Linked DNA regions of Homo sapiens: region 2 is linked to region 1. A link is a loop called in an ENCODE intact Hi-C map of the cell type or tissue named here. Cell type or tissue: Calu3. All regions are shown on one strand. Each heading gives the region's core, and the rest is flanking DNA. Links, peaks and the distances in the headings are about the cores only. Region 1 overlaps USP3 (ubiquitin specific peptidase 3). Region 2 overlaps APH1B (aph-1B gamma-secretase subunit).

Region 1 (16,069 bases), core at 6,794-11,793:
GGAAATTTTGTCCAGTATGTTTTCCTAGTGCGCATAAGTTATTTATAAGGGCTTTATGTTTATAGCAACAAAATACCCCACCTCTTGTTAAAGACATTTCTATAGTCTATTATTTAAATAAACACATGTGTTTAGTCAGATGTATTCAATTTCAGCTCTTCTTCTTAAAAAGAAAAAAACACCAAACCAGTCTTAAGTATTTAGAATATTTAGAATACAACCACTTCATTAGGAATTATTTCAGGAACAGTATAAACACTAATATTAATGTTTAAAAATATCTTCATATAATACTTACCTAAAGTTTGGCATAATCTTCCAAACAACATAAAATAAGGACTCTGGGCTAAATGCAGTCTGGCTGCCTTGCCATAAAGCACAGAGTGTCTTTCTAAACTCTTCTACCAAAGACCTGCAAAAGAGGAAAGGACAGTGCCCTCAGATTAGTGAGAGGCTACAATTTCAACACAGCGTCCACCCATCTAAAATGCCTAATATATAGGAAATGAACACTTAAAAAGGATTTGGTCTTTTCTGAAGAAAGTCTGAAAGATACATAAGAGCATCTCAAAAACCCATAAAAGTAGCAGTAATTCTGACAAAGCTAATTTGTAACCATATGGTTAACTCTGAGTGTGCCCATGCACCGCCATGTTTGTACACTTTGAGTTAAAACACGCAAGCAAACCATACAGCACTGGGTGAGTTATAGGCCAAATGACTTAAGAATGTACATTTTCAAAATGCAAAACAAGCATTCGGCTTTCTTTCTCCCCCTCCTGCCTTGTCCTTCTTGCCACTCACTAGCACCCCCAGACTCCAGCCTGTGTCACTAACCTTCACCACTCAGCTCTCCACCAGTGACTCTCAACTCCAAAAGTCAGATTTTCTCATGACTATTTTTATTTAAACTTCTCCAGTTTCCAGCAGGAATTTTCTGCGGGAGGTCCTCTTGTCACTTTCACCTCTATGTGCACTGACCGGCTCCAGCATCTACTGCTCTCTGTACACCTCTCCTATCACCCAATATCCACACTCTTCTCGCATATGAATAGAACGCTCATTTTTTTCCTGGGCATATAAACTCTCCCAATAAAAAACTGAGTGTGTCCAAATTCTGGGAAATGTCTTAAAAAGAAAGAGTAGTCCTATAATAATCCTTTCCTTCTTCCTGCTAGGAATGAGGACGGAGTTGGGGAGCCCCAGCACCATGGGGGACTATGTGGATGGATAGGGCCTCTGGAGGTTGGTGGAAAAGAAAGCCAGGAGGAGCCCGATGGCTTTGTCAAACCACCCTAGACAGACAGCCTCTGACTTTTATGTGAGGAAACAAACCATGGATGTTTAAGTCACTTAATTTTGGTTTTCTACACCTGTGGCTAAACTGATCCAACTCAACTTCAACTTCCATAGCTGTCAACATAAGCACCATATTTTCGGATACTTGATTGGTATCTCAGAGAATCTCAATATCTTCTTTCTCAACCCTCACAATCACATAGGTCCCTGGAATACAAATCATATTTTTGACTTCCTAGTACTTGAACCCTCTTCCTATGTTGGAGAATCCCTACTTTTAAGAGTTTGCCTCCCACTTCCGAAGCTAAACAGCCAGACACTCGCCTTCTCAGGCTCCCTTGCAGTCAGAGCACAGGTACACAGCCTGGGCTTTGCCCATCCGAAGCAGGAGTTAGTGACACAAAGAAGAAGGGATGGCACCAAATCCTCTCTGGTAGCAGGGGGGGCAAAGAGCACCATCCGGAGTGCAGGGCAGCAGCATGGCTGTGTCCGCCAGCACCCATCTCCAGCAGTGCTGGCAACAGGAACTCTGCTGCTGCGCTGGGCACCAGAGGCAGTGGTGGCCTTACAGGACAGTTCTGTGGGGTGACTGTGACTGCGGTGCTGCTGCCTCGGACTCCAGACCTGATTTTTCACTCACCCAGTATGATTAGCTCACCAATAGCCCTGCAGTAAATTCCTTTGCTGCCTAAATCAGCCAAAGGCAATTTCTACAGCCTGCAACTCAACCCTGCATGACATGAATGCATCAAGTACTACTAACTCTTCTCTTAACTCATACACATGTATTTTTTCTACTGTTTCACTGCTGTCCCCTCTGACCTGATTACTGTAGAGTGCAAAGCCTCCTTGAATGCAGGCACTTTCAACTCATCCTAGATGCTGCTCAACTCATCCTAGATGCTGCTGTGAGGGAAACTCCCTTCAAACACCACTTGTAGTGACGTCATTCCAGCCCTGCTCCACGCCTGGCTTTCCAGTTTCCCTGCACTGTGACTCTCGCCCTACTGCCCATTATTCTGACATGTTCAGTCCTACTCTCCCTCAGCCACCAAGGCAGGAAAGTGTCTGATCACCCCTTCAGAATGAGTGAGAATGGGAGTGTGTGGAAGTGGAGGAGGCAGACAGAGAAAACATTAAATATATAAGGAGTACGAGTCACAGTCCTTCTGAAAAAGAGCTGTAAAGTTATGAAAAATGTGCTCACTACAATTGTCATAATGAAAGATCTTCTGAACCACAAATAAGGGAGGTCTACACCAAATGAGGATACAGGATTGGTTCTTAATGAGCACTTGTCCGTTTTCTTCCCCCCCTCTCCGTATCAACCAAAAATTGACTTTATTCCCCCACAACTAATCTGTTGACTACAAATTAATTTCAGTATCCAAGACAGGTTTACCTAACACTGTCGGACAAATCAACTCACATGGACTAATGAGATTCATAGTCATCTACACCTAGAACTGCACTTCATATCTAGATGCCAATTCTAGAATGCCCAAATCTGCAGAGTCAATAAGTAGAATGCTAAATTTATCCCTCCTGTTACGGTAAATAAAGGAATCCCAACAATTTTTTTTTTTTTTTTTGAGATGGAGTCTCGCCCTGTCACCTAGGCTGGAGGGCAGTGGCGCGATCTCGGCTCACCGCAACCTCTGCCTCTTGGGTTCAAGCGATTCTCCTGCCTCAGCCTCCCGAGTAGCTGGGATTACAGGTACCCGCCACCATGCCCGGCTAATTTTTGTATATTTAGTAGAGATGGGGTTTCACCATGTTGACCAGGCTGGTCTTGACTGACCTCAGGTGATCCACCCGCCTCAGCATCCCAAAGTGCTGGGATAACAGGCGTGAGCCACCACACCCGGCCGGAATTCCAACAATTATTAAGATTGCTAACTAGATATTTAAACACAATTTTTAGAAGATTTTTTTTAAGGCATGTGCCTGTTAGCTCACTTAGTACAATGGAAACCACCAGTGAAAGTAATTTGTTTTGTAACTCAAAGCCAGAAAGGACATACTCTTATAACTCACACATTGTTATCCCCTTGGCTCCTGGTGTGGTATGTCCGCCTTCCTGCTGTTTTCCCATTCCTTAACTCCACGGCGGGCAGTTCTTTGAAATAACAGCAAAACTGCTCAATGTTACTATTTTAAAAGGAAGGGAAAAATATTTTAAAAAGAAAAGAATAGGACTGTAAAGAAAGTTGATGAAGCCTACATATACATTTTGAAACTGCCATTTTTCAATTGTCTCATTTAAACTGTACTCAGTGCAATCTCTTGCATTCAGATTCTTCATTATGATTTTTCCTTCTCTCTAAGAAAACAGTATAGACAGATGACTTTGTAAAAAAACAAAAACAAAAAACAAAGAGCTGAAAACAAAATCTCTTTTCAAAAAAATCCCCAATTCTCCCTCCAGCTATAGGTAGTCACCATTTCTTTCTTTTCGGTTGCTTGTTTCCAGTTATTCAATAATTTCCTCAAATAAAAACAAACCATGAAACCGACCATATTATTTTGATACACTATACAGAATCCTAAGGAGAATTCAGTAGTAATTATAATTTCCTCTTTGAGCAAGAAGAGATAAGCTAAGAGGCAGTGCCTTCCAGGAGAGATCAAATATGCCTTCTGCTTCTTATCAGCAATGTAACCTTGGGAAGATCATTTATTCTGGCCTTTGATGTCTCATTAAAATCTAAAAGTATGCAACTTTCAAAATAATTTATTCTACAAAACTTAAGTCAGCCTTGTTGACTATTTTATTTTTACTACTTGTCTCATATTTTGAAGACATCTCATCTTATGACCTTGATTAACCCATTTATGCCTAGTGTTCCATTATTGGAACGCTAAGCTTCTGGGAGTTATTTATATCTTACTGATCGAGGTCATCACCAACGTCTGATTTTTCATACAGAAAAATTGCAACCTCTGACATAAATGGGTTAAAACTTAACTAATGACTGAAATAAGCTCTCTGAACAAGGCTCTCTGTAACCCAGGGGTCTGCAAACTGTAGCCCACAGGCCAAATCTAGCCCTCCACCAGGCAGCTCTTAAAGCGAGTTTTAAATTTTTAAAGTGTTGTTTTATTTAATTAATTAATTAATTTATTTATTTTTGAGACAGGGTCTCGCTTTGTCACCCAGGCTGGAGTGTAGTGGCGCCATCTTGGCTCACTGCAACTTCCACCTCCTGGGTTCAAGCGATTCTCCTGCCTCAGCCTCCCAAGCAGCTGGGACTAGAGGCGCATGCCACCACGCCCAGCTAATTTTTGTATTTTTAGTAGAGATGGGGTTTCACTATGTTGGCCAGGCTGGTCTCAAACTCCTGACTTTAGGTGATCTGCCCGCCTCAGCCTCCCAAAGTGCTGGTGGGATTACAGGCCTGAGCCACTGCACCTGGCCCTAAAGTGTTGTTTTAATAAAGAGCGGGGGGGTGGGGGATATCTGAGAGAGACTGTAGCCTGAAATACTAAAATGTTTACTATCAGGCCTTTCACAGAAAAAGTTTGCTGACCTCAGTTCTAGCCTATTCAAAAAGCAACCGGAAATAACCGCAAACAACTATTCACTGCAGGACACTGCTCTAAGTACTTTAGACAAATTACATTATTCAATCTTCCCAACTACCCCATGAGGTAGGAACTACTGTCCCCAATTTTACTGATGAGGAAACAAAAGCACAGGAAATTAAGGTATCTTGCTCCAAACCATATGACTAGAGTTAGTGGCAGACGAGATAGGGAGCCAGAGCCCGTGCTCTTAACCTTTAATGTCAGACACTTAAGCTCTGACTGTAGCGTTACCTGAGTGACTGAAGGATGGCATTCATGAAACATGTGTTCCCCAAATTCCGAAGGCCTGTGGCACAAATGGCAGTGGTGCTTCCCTGTAAGTGGTGCAAGAAGAGGCCATCAGTAATGCCAAGGGAAGGCCAACTGTTTCAAACATCAAAGCTAAGGAAAGGCCTCTGAAATCTAGCACCAAGCCAATTTGGAATTGGTCCTTTTCTGTCCAATGAATATTTCAAACAAACTCTCTAGTCTCTGTATAAATGTCTGGATATTTTTAGAAGGCTGTTTCTGATCCTGGGATTGTTCTAAATAGAAGTATCTTATTGAAAGCTTATGAGGAAATCACCATTAATGAGTACCATGGAGTACACAATGCAAAAAACAGGAAATCCTTAAAATAACATTTAAGACTTAATGCCTTTTTAAGATTCTATAAAAACTAAGAGAAATGGAAAAAATATAAATATATACACCCCAAGTATTTTTGTCCCCAAACTTTTAACTCTAAGCCATACATAAACGACCAATACACGTTTTCCTAACAATGGGATATGAATCTTGAAAAGCTGCCTGAGGCCAGGCGCCTCAAGACAGGCCGCCAACATGGCGAAACTCCGTCTCTACTAAAAATACAAAAAGGCTGGGTGTGGTGGCTCATGCCTGTACTCCTAGCACTTTGGGAAGCTGAGGTGGGTGGATTGCCTGAGCTCAGGAGTTCGAGACCAGCCTGAGCAACACGGTGAAACTCCGTCTCTACTAAAACAGAAAAAGTTAGCCGGGCGTGGTGGCGTGTGCCTGTAATCCCAGCTACTTGGGAGGTTGAGGCAGGAGAATTGCTTGAACCCAGGAGGCTGAGGTTGCAATGGGCCAAGATTGTGCCACTGCACTCCAGCCTGGGTGACAGAGTGAGACTCCATCTCAAAAAAAAAAAACAAAAACAAAAACAAAATAAAAGTACAAAAATTAGCCAGGCGTGGTGGTGTACACCTGTTGTCCCACCCCCTTGGGAGGCTGTGGCAGGAGAATCACTTCAGCCTGGGAGGCAGAGGTTCCAGTGAGCCGAGACTGCGCCACTGTACTCCAGCCTGGGCTACGGAGTGGGACTCCATCTCAAAAAAAGGAAAAGCCGCCTGAAGCTAAAGACTTAGTCTTAAAAACAAAGGCTGGGTTTTCTGATGACGAAGGAGTGTGAGCAAGTATTAAGAGTGAACTGTTTTCTAGGGAAGAGGAGCACAGCAGTAACGCTGATGGGAAGAAGGTGCTGACAGATGGACTCACTGGGGTCACGGCAACAATCGACAGTACAGGTGGCAAACATTGTGTAAAATACTCCAAATCCAAGACACACATTTATAAAAGTCTGTAACAGGTAACATTACATGTTAGAGTTGTAACAAAACAGTGATTAAATCTCAACTAACTCTTATATTTGAATAAATTTTAATTACTTACATTTACTTTTAATAACTTGCTGTTTAGTGTTGAGTTTTCCAAAAGTTTTCTTTTCTTATGCCTGTCAGCTGTGAAAGCTGAGCTATTAAAACACAAACAGATAGTGAAAAAGTTATTAATATATGCATGCTACACCACAGGTGAAAGAATAAACTCCAGCTGCCCTCAACACCTAGGGCATGGAGACCTCCCTGACTGCTTCGTCAGGCCTACTGGGGCCCACACGTATTTGAAGTTAACCGAGGAGCTCTACTTCCTTGGAAATCCCCATTGCTCCTCCAGCAGAGGTGGGCTGGACACTGCTCCTGGCAAAGCTGGCCGGGAAGATGCAGCCCGTGGGACACTCCCCACCACCACTCTCACAGTCTGACTGACTGCGAAGCTTCACAGACCAGAAGGTTCATTCCTCACAAGAAAAGGAAAACCCTGGTCTGATACTACTGTTCTGAAATTTAACAGTAAGTCTCCATATGCTATTTCTTTCTTAATTTCAATAAAGATGCCATGTTTTGCTCATTTGTCTTAATAGATGATGATATGATCTGAGTTTGAGGAATGATAAATAAGTTACAGGAATACAGGCACATGTACATTCATTAGATGCAGCTACGCTCCAAAGGACATTCTAAAACACATCCTTATTAGTGAGGAAATTCTGAATTAAAATCACTCAAAATTTTTCTTGATGTAAGAAATATTTTGCTTAAAATTTATCAGAAAGTTATTTCTATTTTCAAAAGGTCACTTTAAAATTTTATGTCTCAGGCAAATTAATCTAAAGGAAGTAAAAATTATGGTTAAACAACACAGACTTTTAAGGCCGCCAATTCTCTCCCACCTTCTAAAAGTACCCAGTTCATCCAAAGTAAATAATTATTTTTTTCTTACAGAATTTCCACATGAATTATGTCTTTGAAACATCAGAACTAGTGACAGTTGCTTCAAACCTCAAAATGTTCTTCAGAACTGTGTGTCTCTCTCTTACAGTACTGGTAGCCACAAGATGAAGAGACCAATTCCATACTCTATAGTGTTCAACTATTCCTTCACAAATTCTGTGAAGTGGGGAAGGTAAACCACAAGCATAGTATATATGCTCTTTATGACAATGCCTAAGAGTTCATTTTCAGTTGTAACCTATATAAATAAGGCATTTCACCTTTTAAAAATGTAAGTTACTAAATTTTATCCTCAGTGACTCTCAAAATGCAGAATCTTCTAGATCCATGCTATCTAATATAGTAGCCACTCACTCCATGTGGCTATTTAAATTAATTAAACTTGAAGTTTAAAATTCAGTGTCTCAGTTGCACTAGCCACTTTTCAAGTATGGCTAGTGTTACCATATTAGAGTGGATGGAGAACATTTCTGTCACTGCAGAAAGTTCTGCTGGACAGTGCTGCTCCACGGGGCATGCGGAATAGTCGAAAGTTAAGTAAAACACAAATATGATCGTAGTTTCTAAATTCCACTACAGATTAAACCAATGTTTGCAAAACACAAAAATGAATCTAGGTAATGTTTTTCAACATAGGAAATGGGCTGTAAGGTAGATTTTTCATGGAGCCAAGCAGACATGTAGACAGGTGGTCTGTGACACCTTTCATCTGATGAAGTGATCAATGGAAAGAAAAGATTTTTTAACTGTATAAATGCATGCAGGTTCTCAAATGCCCTCTTTTCCCTTTGACTTAGTTCTGATTATTTCAGACTGAGAGGGTGAAGGACATCACCACACCAAAGAGTGATACTACATACATTCCTTCAGGAATCTCAGACTTCATGTTTATTGTGAACAGTTTCAGAGAAAATTAAATATTTTGGATCTGTGTGTATCTGTCTCTAATCCTAGATAGGACTCATCAAATTAGAAGAGAAGTACTCTGAAAAAGAGCCAAAAGATGACAAACCAAGAAGTACTTAAACCTGAAGTACTTTAATTGGTTTAGATTTAAAGAAATCATTATTCTTCCAGTATTGGCTTTATCATCTAGTTAGTCAATGAGACATACATAATGTCTGTGGTTTTAACAAACACTACACAGTACTGCCCTCAAAGAAGTTAGGTTATTTCTTTTCAGTATGCAATTTTCAAACATTCTATGGGCTTTACACTTAAGTTTGCTAAGGGACTCCTGCTTTGTGGATGTTTTCACAATACCTTCTACACATCAACTGCCAAAATAAATTAGATGGCGCTTAATGATTTGGTGTGATGTACAGAGATTTCACTTGAGTCAGCAGTCATTCCAGAGCCATGCTTCTATCCACTGTAGCTTCAAAGGCATGGCTAGCTGGGTTTCTGTTTATTGCTTCAATTTCGGGTCCAGTGAGTTTTATCTAACTATTTGACTATACCAATAAAAGTCTGTTCACATATAAATAGTTTCATTTCTTTATGATGACAAAGTATTCATAGCTCCTTGTAATGTCAACTGATATTTAACTGCCCCTAACAAGCAAGGAAGAAACTAGGATCCTGTGCCACTGTATAGATGCAAAGTGGACAATATGTTCATTAAACCTAATTTCCCTTAAAAATGATGCATAAATCATAGTGCTTCCTAGTAGACCTCATAATACATTTGACAGGGGTTTTCTATTATCAAAAGTAACTCTATGATGATTTCACACCTTTTTCTGCCCTTTTCTTGTACCCTCAAAATAAATTGAGTAGCTTATAAATTGTTGGGTAATATTTTTTAAAGAGGCTCTTGGGACCTTGGATATGGTTTATGACAAATATTAAATAAAATAAATGCACAGCTATGACCATTAACTATGGGCCAAGTTTTAGCTATCCAAAGCCAAGGTTTATTTTATTAACATTTCAATCATATTATAAACATGAAGTTATTAAACTCATCAACAAAAACCCCACTCAAAAATTCTAAAAGACTCCTCAACCCCATTCTTAGGCCCTTCTTTTTCCAAAGGCCTATTACTTACTTTTCCAAGTTCTGTAAGTGTTCTCTGACTTTCTGTACCAGTCCCAGCTTGGTGTCATTAACCACAAAATCATCACAGCGATAACTGCAAGGAAAATATTAATCAATGTGTGTAAAGAGCTTGAGGAAACCACAGTAATGAAATCACTAAAAGGTCTGGCTGTTGCCAAGATGATCACATGGCTCTGCAGGCAGTTACTGCTGGTGGTAAGTTTAAAGAGGACCTGGAATTCACAATGGAATGTTTTTCAAGAGTCTTTTTTAAAAGCCACGTAGGCAATGAACATGAGCTTCTTTTCACGTTTTTTACTCAAAAGCTCTTCAATTCCTCCTTTGAAAATGAAATAAGCTGCTACATGTGTTACATTCTTTTTAGTGGTGCCTAATACATGGAAAATGAAATAAAAAGCACCGAGTCTTTTCATGTAGCATTAAGCCTAAAGCTTTAAGTTGACACTTCCCAACCCAAATTAATGGGGAATTGGGGGAAGGAGAGATTTAAGTGAAAAGCAGGGAAGAGGTAATTAACCTGTAGGGATATCTGAATAGAAAAACTAAAGTTAAAGCTGCACATTTTAAACATAATTTAATTAAAATAGCTTGAATTCAGATGAGCTGAGAAGAATGCTCTTTCACTCTGAGGCACTACAAAACAAAAGTATAAAATAGTGGCTATATCATTCAGGCAACTGATAAGTGCTTTGAAGAAAAATATTTAAGCTATATTTAAAAACCGATACTCTGTGTGTTTTATAAGTCAAAAAGCAAATAATGTAAGAAATCACACATAATATAAACTTTAACTTGTTCACATTAGCATTTAATTTTTTCCTGGGATAAGGCCAATTTTAACAAAAACAATTTACAAGCTGGCACTAAGATATTATTTTGAATATGCTTTGCATGAAACCATTTGTTATTACTATCAAAGAATAATAAAAATAACACTGCCATTCTGAGCAAACAAAACTTTGAAAGCACAGCAGTTAGTAAAAATTAGGTCATCTCTAGCAGATTCCAAAAACATATCTGAAAACCATTTTATTAAAAAGAGGGAGAAAGAAAGAGAGAGAAAGGGGTGGGGAAAAGTAATTTTAGAAGATTACACAAAAAAGCATGCTTGTGTCTTTTATTCAGAGAAATGAAAATTTTAAGTGAATGCTTCTCAAAACTGTCACTACAATGTTATATATGTAATTATTTAACACACACTCTCATTAACTGATCACCCAGGCAGTCAATCAAGATTTCTCTAACATATTCTCCGAGCGTCTAAAGTCAATTCCCAACATTTCCACAAAGAGCAAAAGCAGTCTTTTATATCCTGGACCATTTTCTATTATCAAAGTACTACCAGCAGGAGAAAAAATTCTTCATTGGTCCTATAACAACTACATAAAGAAATTAAATTAGTGAAAAGTTTTAATTTTTTGCTCCTTCTCGGCATAAATATTAAGAGGATAAGATCTACTTTGTCTGTAAATTTGGGCTTAGGGCATTTGGTACCTCTATAAACCTTAAGCATTCACTGAAGAATGAAATTGTATTGCTACTCTACTCGAATTTCTGCTTACATTTTTATTTTATGTTTGCATAAATTTATGCATGTAGTTTGAATAAAACAATCCTCAGTGTCCAAAACTCGAAATGCTAGCATTTATCTGGAAAGTGAAGTCTTAAGAGCAAACTCAGATCACTTTTTCTATATTTACACGATGCCATTAATATCTAATTGAAAACTGAACCTCTAACTGCCACAAATAAGTGGTTGTTTAAACAAATAAATTATTTCAAAGTAAATTAAATAACTGATTTATTTCTTATTAAGGTAATCCTTTCTGGTATAACATGAAGTCAGCCTTGGTCATAAAATTACGTTTGTTAAAGTACAGACTCATTTACGGACTTGCTCTGTTCTTCCAGGCCAGTTGGGTCCAGCAGCTTTGCCTCTCTACCCTTTTATCACCAAAGTAAGTTGATCTAGACTCCAGAGCTGTGCAAATGTGGCTACTGCAACTGAGGAATACAATTTTTATTTTTAAAACTTTTAATTAATATAAATTCTTAATAACTGAAGCAGTGTAAAATCTTTTACCATTAAGCACAATGTTATAGTTTGGTAGGATTGTCTTTTGCTTTTATTATTAAATTGTGCAAGATATGTGGGAGTGCACAGCTGGGTAAACATGTCATTTCTAGCATTACCCAAAAGCGTATCACCAATCTAGTTTGTATCAACAGAATGAGTCAGTTCAAGTGATTTTTCTATGATTTTTCTATGCAACAATGTAGCATTGTAATTGTTTATTTGAACATTTTATGCAGATACCATGAGTTATGGTGACCTATGTAAATCATAATTGGCAATTAAATTAAAATACTTATTTTAATTATTTTATAATTAAATTTTTTTAGCTTAAAAATTAAAAATAGAAAAATTTTTACTTTCAAATGCAGGTATACTGCTGAGAAAGAATCAAATGAAAAGAAAAAAGACTCAACAAGGTATGTCACAAATTTCACAAAGAATGGCAATTGCGATTTGCTGCAGCAGAGCAAAGTTAAAAAGCTGCTGGGTAAAAAAAGAGTTTTAAGATAATAAACAACAGTTAAGAGACATTTTCAGCAAATGCATTTCAATTTAATATGAACTGGCTTCAGTCAAAAAATAATTGATAAAATTAGTCACAATCAGTGAAATCAGAATTAAATGTAAAACAAAAACATTCCTGAAGATTTTACAGAACTTGAGCTTGTAAGTGGCCAGCTATAAAACAGCTTGGATTATTTTTTTCTTTATTTTTTAAAAATACAGCCAGGGTATTCTGTTTCCCAGCCTGGTCTCAAATTCCTGGCCTCAAGCGATCCTCCCACCTCAGCCTCCCAAAGTGCTGAGATTACAGGTGTGAGCCACCGCGCCTGACTAGTTCAGATTCTTGTTCAATGTAGAAAACAATTTTAAGGTGATGAGATGAAAAATTAAATTATTTCAGTTAAGGAAATTATATTTTTAAATTATGAGGAAAAAAGTTAAAAAGATATTTTACGGAAAGTGAAAAATCTTTGAGACACCAAGCAACTGTCAGTGAATAAAAGTCCCTTCTAACAATATTAAAGACCAATTAAGTCAGCATTTGAAAAGTTACAAGTATTTTTAGCTTTAGATGAATTTTAGAAGAGATAATGCCTAATTAATACTATGGGTATATTTGTCTCAAATGACCTTCAAATTTACAGAGAAATGTCTTCATCTATTTGCAGCCTTAAATTTAAAAACTGATCTTATGTTGTAGATATTTTTGAATTCTCTACATCTGTAACTCTCAGCTAGATATAAAAAAGTCAGTTTCCAGCAAGACAGTGTTCCAACATCAGTATTTGTTGGATTTATTTCTCTTATTTTTTCTGCTGTGGGAAACACAATGCAAATATTTGTGCCCTAAGGCAGACTGTATCATGGAAGCAGCTATTAAAATTGTTCAGGCCGGGCATGGTGGCTTATCCCTGTAATCCCAGCACTTTGGGAGGCCGAGCTGGGTGGATCACAAGGTAAAGAGATCAAGACCATTCTGGCCAACATGGTGAAACCCTCTCTCTTCTAAAAATACAAAAATTAGCTTGGCGTGGTGGCACACGCCTGTAGTTCCAGCTACTCAGGAGGCTGAGGCAGGAGAATCGCTTGAACCAAGGAGGCGGAGGTTGCAGTGAGCTGAGATCATGCCACTGCACTCCAGTGCACTCCAGCCTGGCAAAAGAGCTAGACTACGTCTCAAAAAGACCCAAAAATTGTTCAGTACATATGCACAAATGCTCTAAATCATCACCAGTTTATGGAACTGTTAAAAGAAATAGAAGACAGTGAATTTAATGACCACATTATTAGCTAATGTTGGTTGCTTGAGTCAAGGAAGAGTTTTGCAAAGATTTACAATTCTGTTAACTCTAATTCAGATTTTCTCAAAACAAAAGAAATGCTTGCCAATATTCGACAATCAAAGAGTAAACCAGGAATAGATTTTTAGAAATCTCAGTGTGATTTACATTGTTACCCCTATATCACAATGCATATCAATTAGCTAGATTTGAAGATCCAAGGAGAGAAAAAGCTTATTCATGACCTAGCTAGACAGGTATAACAATTTACGTTAAAATTGAAGATTTTTATAATACAAATCAATGATCGTACACATTTTTCAACATGAATTAACATGCAGCAGCCCAGCACTGTGTAAAGTGGCTGCAAAACCTATGAAAAAAAATACAACAAACGCTTTGTTGATTTGGATAAACTTAGAGTTGATTTTCGATTTATATGATGCCCCTCTGAATTTGACGTTGATAATAAGAAGTTTTCACAAGTGTTAGTGGACTTATTAACCTGCATGGATATTTTGACAGTGCTGCACTTCTTCTGAGTCAAATCAATTATTCTTAAAAGAGTAATTTTTCTCAATACAGATACAAATACTGGAGAAAAACTGTTTGGTACTCCATTTATTGGAAAACAATGTTTAAAACAGTGTGAATCTACTTTTTTAACTGCAATTTTTATGAATCTAAATACAGATCAAATATTTTTTATCAAAACTTCACGAGTTGAGATGTACTTAAAATTGTAAAATACACAATGGATTTCAAGGATTTCATATAAAAAAGTGCAAACTATCTCTAATAATTTTACATTGATTACATGTTGACACAGTATTTCTGATATACTGGGTTAAAAAAATGTACAATCAAAAGTAATTTCACCTGTTTCTTTTTGCTTTTTTAATATGGCTACTAAAATATTTTAAATTACATATGTGACTTGAATTATTTCTCTTTTATATAACACTGCTAATGTAGGGAATCTAAGATACTACCTGCTCCAAAATTCTATAATACTAGCATAAAGAGATAATAAATTAACTTTATTGAACTATAAGAACTCAATTTTATAGTCGGGCGTGGTGGCATGTGTCTGTAATCCCAGCTACTCAGGAGGTTGAGGCATGAGAATTGCCTGAACCCGGGAGACAGAGGTTGCAGTGAGCAGAGATCATGCCACTCCACTAGGCAATAAAGTCAGACTCTTGTCTCAAAAAAAGAAAGAAAAAAGAACTCAATTTTAGGCCAGCCTGGGCAACATAGCAAGACTCCATCTTTATGAAAATTAAAAAATAAAAAATTCCCTGGGCAAGGTGGCTCACGCCTATAATCCCAGCACTTTGGGAGGCCAAGGTGGGTGGATCACCTGAGGTCAGGAGTTCGCGATCAGCCTGACCAACATGGTGAAACCCTGTCTCTACTAAAAAAATACAAAAATTAGCCAGGAGTTGTAGCGTGTGCCTGTAATCCCAGCTACTCGGGAAGCTGAGGCAGGAGAATCGCTTGAACCTAGGAGGCGGAGGCTGCAGTAAGCTGAGATCGTGCTACTGCACTCCAGCCTGGGCAACAGAGTGAGACTCTGTCCCCCCCCAAAAAAAACAAAGCAAAAATAAAATAATAAATAAATAAATAGCCAAGCATGATGGTGTGCACCTGTAATGCCTCCCAGCTCCTTGGGAGGCTGAGGTGGGAAGATCACTTGAACTCAGGAGTTGGAGGCTGCAGTGAGCTGTGATCACATCACTACACTCCAGCTGGGTGACAGAGACCCTGTCTCTAAGATTTTTTTTTAGTTTTTTGTAACTATATTTATTTTTTTGAGACAGGGTCTCATTCTGTCACCCAGGCTGGATTGCAGTGGCCCCATCTCAGCTCACTGCAACCTCCGTCTCCCTGGCTCAAGTGATCCTCCCACCTCAGCCTCCCAAGTAGTTGGGACTGCAGGCACGCTACCATGCTTGGCTAATTGTTTAACTCTGCTTCCCAAAGTGCTGGGCTTACAGGCATGAGCCACTATATGCCTCTCTCTATGCCTCTCTCTCTCTCTCTCTCTCTCTCTCTCTATGCCTCTCTCTCTCTCTCTCCCTCCCTCCCTCTCTCTCTCTCTCTCTCTATGCCTCTCTCTATGCCTCTCTCTCTCTCTCTCTCTCTCTCTCTCTCTCTCTCTCCCTCCCTCCCTCCCTCCCTCTCTCTCTCTCTCTCTCTCTATTGAGACAGGGTCTTGCTCTGCAGCAATGCTATCACAGATCACAGCTCACTGCAGCCTTGACCTCCTGGACTCAAGCGATCCTCCTGCCTCAGCCTACCAAGTAGCTGTGACTACACGCATGAGCGACCATGCCTGGCTATTTTTTTTTACTTTTGTAGTGGCAGGGTCTCACTATGTTGCCCTGGCTGGTCTCAAATTCCTGAGCTCAAGCAATCCTCCCACCTCAGCCTTCCAAAATGCTAGGATTACAAGACTGAGCCACTATGCCCGGCCATAACTCAATTTTATTTTGGCTGGATTTGTTTTTCACTGGTTTAAAAATTTTTTTTTTAGGTTTTTACAACTATCTCTATTTCTCAAGAGCCAATTCTAGGTGTTCCTATAGTCAGTCACTAAGAGGGACATTTATTTCAAGAATGTAACTTTCGTTTTTCTACTGTTTGAATTTCATATTATACAAGTTGTATATATTACTATGATTGT
Region 2 (5,000 bases), core at 1-5,000, 250 kb after region 1:
AGCTGTGGTGTTGAAGCCAGCGTCATGGTCACCCTCAGTGGGGGCAGTGACTGGTCGAACAGGGAGGCTCCTGGGGGCTGAGAATGTTTTGATTTTCATCTAGGTGCTAGTTACACAGGTGTGTTCACACTGTGAAAATTCATCAAGATGTACATTTCTGATTTGTGTGCTTTTCTGTAGGTGTGTTATTTTAATAAAACAATTATGTAATCATTCTCTGAAATCTGCCACTGACAGAGAACTACTATGAACATTTTGGTATATACTTTTCAAACTTCCTAGGTTCTTTCCTTTTAATCATTAAAAAGAATAGTATCAACTATTCAATATACACCAACATTTACTGGCCACCTACTATGTGCCATGAATTGAGGATACGAAGATTGAAGATAAGGCCCCATCCTTGATTATCATACTCTAATTAGAAACAGAGAGAGAGAGATAAAAACTATATTAAATAAAATATGCTAGCCAAGGACACATGTGTTATACGAGAGCTAGGAATAAGGTCCAGTCATGGTGCCGAGTCTGGAATACGCAACTTTTCCACGCAGCTGTCACAGAGAATGAACAGTTTTCCAAACTGACCTAGGTTAGAGAGAGACAAATCACTGCAAATAAACAGCAGGGAAAAAAATATTTCAATAAGACACACCAAAAAATTAATAGTGGTGGTCTTTTTGTGGTAAGACTTACATGACTCATTCATTCACTTAAATAGCTTTTCTGAATTTCCTCATGTTCTCATGAGCGTGTATTTCATCTAGAGTAGAATTTACCATTTTAGATACATAGACTTGAGTTCCAGAATACAGTCTGAGCATGGCGGCAACACTCACCTGGGCTGACACCAGCAGGTGGGTCAGGAGAACGATAAGGAGGATGCCCCACTTTTTCTTCTCACAGCCATCAAAAAATACAATGCCCCAGAATACATGCAGCAAGATAATGACCAGCGTCATGAAAGCTGAAAGAGAGCCGACCATTAGTGTCACTCCTACAGGTATCAGAACCACTGAGGACCCTGGCACTGTGCACGGGCTCTCGGGGTGTCCACCACACCTCAGCAAGAGAGTTTAACACCACCTGACAGAAACAGGGCCTTGACACACTCAAAAAGCAACACTGCGGAACAGGGGACTGACTGCCACAGCTTCTTGTCTAGAATGTAAACCTGTTCAATAAAAGGTCGCCTAAGATCTGGCTTTCAGGCAGCTTCCCTGAGGAATACAATAAAATTACTGTGATGTCCAGCCAGCTTTTTCCCAGTGAGCCTTCTGCACGAGTAAAGAGAGACTTCAATGAAAAGGAGTATCTTCTGTTTAAACAAGGCTCCTCACTAAAGTGGAATTTTTCCTCGGATCCTTTTGAAAAAGAGCAATGGAAAAATATTAAAATCATGGCCAGGCGCTCTGGCTCATGCCTGTAATCCCAGCACTTTGGGAGGCCGAGGCAGGCAGATCACTTGAGTCAGGAGTTTGAGACCAGCTGGCCAACATGGTGAAACCCCAGCTCTACTAAAAATACAAAAATTAGCCAGGCATGGTGGCACATGCCTGTAATCCCAACTATTCGGGAGGCACATGCCTGTAATCCCAACTATTCGGGAGGCTCAGGCAGGAGAATTACTTGAACCCGGGAGGCGGAAGTTGCAGTGAGCTGAGATCATGCCACTGTACTCCAGCCTCGGCAACAGAGCAAAAAAAAAAAAGAAGAAGAAGAAAGAAAAGAAAAATATTTAAAATCACAGTAATTATCTACAATGCTTCTTAGGCAACTGGCACTGAATTTGATCAGCACCACCAGGTTTTTTCTGGGGAACACTACCTCTGTGTGTATGTTGTCTGTGTATCTTGTGTACTGGTTAACAGTCTTTATTTAAAGTGGGCAAGCCCTATATATTCTGCAAAGGTTAACATGGAAAATAAAAAGGCATCTAGATTTCCTCTTTCAGCCACATAATAAGAAATCATTAACACCCACCAGACTGGCAAAAATTCAAGTCTGACAACTCTCTTTCATACTGCTGATAGGAAAACAGTCTAGCATTACAAATTAAAGAGGAATTTGCATTCTCTATTTCACTCCAGCAATTCTGCAGCTAGAGCTAGACTCTGAAGCAATTAGTTCTGAAATTAATAGATCACTGCACCTGGGAACTTGTTAGAACTCCAAATTATGGGGACCCACCCCGCACTTCCTGAATCAGAAACAATGGGGTGGGAGCCCAGCAATCCGTGTTTAAACAGCCCTCCAGGTGATTCTGAGGCACGGTCAAGTTTCAGAGCCATTGCTCTAGAGAAACGTACACATCTGCACAAGGAGCATATATAAGTTTAAGTCAGCACTGTCTGTAATAATGAAATATGTCCATCATTACCAGAATGGATAAATAAATCCTGCTCTATTCACACAATGGAATACTATATGGTCTACGATATAAATTATCTCAAGAATCTAATGTTATGTAGAAAAGAAAACCGTATCGTGAAAAAATGCGTATTATTTCATTGATATGAATTCTAAAACATGCAAAACTAAAAGACGTAACTGTTGTGATGAAAGAAAGCTGTTATATCTGGTGTAAACGTGTAATTATTTCAGTAAACGGTGGTAGATATTTTAACTAAATTAGAAGAGAAACAGTTTCCAAAGTTTTGACGCTATGGCAGATGAAGCTAAAGTGATGTATTTTAACCCCGGTGATGACCCCGGAAAAGGAGGCCTCCCTGGAGAGAGATGCTTGGTGACGGCGGGGAGCTGAGACCGCTGAAGATGCCCAGGAGTGCAGTTTAAGTTTTAAAGTTTTTGTGTCAGAAAAGATCAAGACAGAAACTGACACAAATGGAAACACTGATTTTTTAAAGAAATCATAAGGTGTTCATTTTCTAAGGGTTTTTCAGAATCTAGATGACAATCAAATGTCAAGAGAAAGCAATGACACCATTAAGGTGTCATCTGTTTGGCAGCTTATGTTTGCCATTCTTTCTGAATATTGATGTTACCAGGGCAGCCCTGATGAAATAACCGGGAAAGGTCCTTAGTTCTTGTTTTTGTTTTTTTTTAACTGTTTTTCTTTAGTTCCTTTATCAATAGGCACAGCTGCTTAAAGAAACCAGATGGCTCGAGATGGCACCAGAGCTTCTTGACCCCTGACCAGATACCAGAGGAAGACCTCGCAAAACCAGCACAAACTGGAATAGGTGACTCCTATTTGCATTTAGATCATCAGCATATCTTTACAATGCTAAAACTCCCTCCCCTGAAAGAAAATCCCTGCCATTTCATGCACATATAATATATGAAGGCATATGTTCATGGATAGCACCTTCACGTCTGGAGTCCCATCCCATACATGCTCACATTCCTTTCCCGCCCCACACCTAGTCCCCCTATGCCTTCTACTGCTTGGGGAGAAAGTACATTTAGCACAAGAGCTCACCTTCTCCGTTTTCTGGCCAGGGAATAAAACCCGATTGCCTTTTCCAATTGGATGTTCTTTCTTTGCGACCAATACTGAGTGGGGAAAGAAGTGTTTACCAGGGACACTGAGACACAATTATGCTCCTATAGTCAAGGCCTACAGTTCATTTAAAAATGCTCTCAGGGGCTGGGCGCGATGGCTCACACCTGTAATCCCAGCACTTTGGGAGGCCGAGGCAGGAGTATCACGAGGTCAGGAGATCGAGACCATCCTGGCTAACACGGTAAAACCCCGTCTGTACTAAAAATACAAAAAATTAGCCGGGCGTGGTGGAGGGCACCTGTAGTCCCAGCTGCTCGGGAGGCTGAGGCAGGAGAATGGCGTGAACCTGGGAGGCGGAGCTTGCAGTGAGCCGAGATAGTGCCACTGCACTCCAGCCTGGGTGACAGAGCAAGACTCCATCTCAAAAACAAAACAAAACAAAAACAAAACAACAAAAATTCTCTCATTTACAGGAGTTTCAGTCTCCTCTTGTCCAAAAGAGCATTACTGTGAGTTTTAGGCAAGCATCCTCAAGACATCATTAGCCCTGACTTTCTTCCAAATTCTAGGTCCATATTTCTTGGTCCTTCTTACTAAGAAGTCTGATGGATTGACTTTGCCTCCAAAGTCAAGTCCATACACCTCAGACTAGCATTCAAGGACCTCTACAATCTACACCCCAATTACCTTGACACCATGTTCTCTACTATCTTCAACTGCATCCTATGGAAGAAAACCAGAACTCTTCTTCACTCTGTCTATACCTCTGGTTTTCTTTTTTCTTTTTAAATAGATTATCCCTTTTGTCTGAAGACTCTGCCCCTCAGCACCACCCCTCTCCATTTCACCACATCCGAATCTTACTTTTATTTACAATCCAGTTCAAATGCCACCTCTCCTCCGTAAATTATTTCCTAACACCTACCCTCCTCCTTTTTTTTTTTTTTTACATTCAACACAATCTACTGAGCACCTAGACAGCCTGGCCTGAAGATTATATATATTATCTTTAGAGTCAGATGGTTCTGAGTTAGAATCCCAGCTCCACTGCGTGGCTTTGGACAAGCTATTTAAACTCTCTGAGCTTCCATTTCCTTTATTTTTAAAATGGGGATAATACCACATAGGGCTGTTACAAGGAAAAACAGTGCTTGGCAATCCATATCTTTTTAATATGTGGTAGCTACCGTGTGCTATGGTCTACAGATTCAAAGACAAATAAGCCAGAGTTCTCAGTGAGTTGTACTATCAGGTGAGAAAGTGAGACAGCAGCCAGCAATGACCATTTATATCCAAGTCTCCTGGGTACTTGACTATGTCTTAAAAATGCATTCCTGGCCAGGCACAGTGGCTTACTCCTATAATCCCAGCACCTGGGAGGCTGAGGTGGGTGGACCACTTGAGCCCAGGAGTTCGAAACCAGCTTAGGCAACATAAGAAAACCCTGTCTCTACAACAAATACAAAAATTAGCCAGGCGTGGCAGTGTGCAGCTGTAGTTTCAGCTACTCAGGAGGCTGACGTGGGAGGATTAC

What was found. Peaks named below come from ENCODE experiments on the same cell type or tissue, not always from the same donor. Only the 100,000 strongest peaks of a DNase experiment are listed, where the experiment ranks them.
Region 2: it touches region 1 in a loop (2.5-fold over the local background); 1 of 110 quality-filtered maps calls a loop at or near these places.

What each region holds. Positions count from the first base shown.
Region 1 is chr15:63,547,238-63,563,306 of GRCh38, reverse strand. USP3 (ubiquitin specific peptidase 3) reads right to left here. Exons shown (of 15, transcript NM_006537.4): 4 at 9,509-9,592; 5 at 6,559-6,640; 6 at 5,119-5,201; 7 at 3,337-3,450; 8 at 299-412. Among named protein-coding and RNA genes, the nearest start is that of FBXL22, 42 kb to the left of the region's middle. RefSeq lists an enhancer at 3,069-3,622. In Calu3, for the core only: no CTCF peak of the experiment used is centred there; a DNase peak (open chromatin) is centred at 9,666.
Region 2 is chr15:63,298,312-63,303,311 of GRCh38, reverse strand. It overlaps APH1B (aph-1B gamma-secretase subunit), which reads right to left. Exons shown (of 6, transcript NM_031301.4): 5 at 840-967. Among named protein-coding and RNA genes, the nearest start is that of APH1B, 23 kb to the right of the region's middle. In Calu3, for the core only: no CTCF peak of the experiment used is centred there; a DNase peak (open chromatin) is centred at 1,991.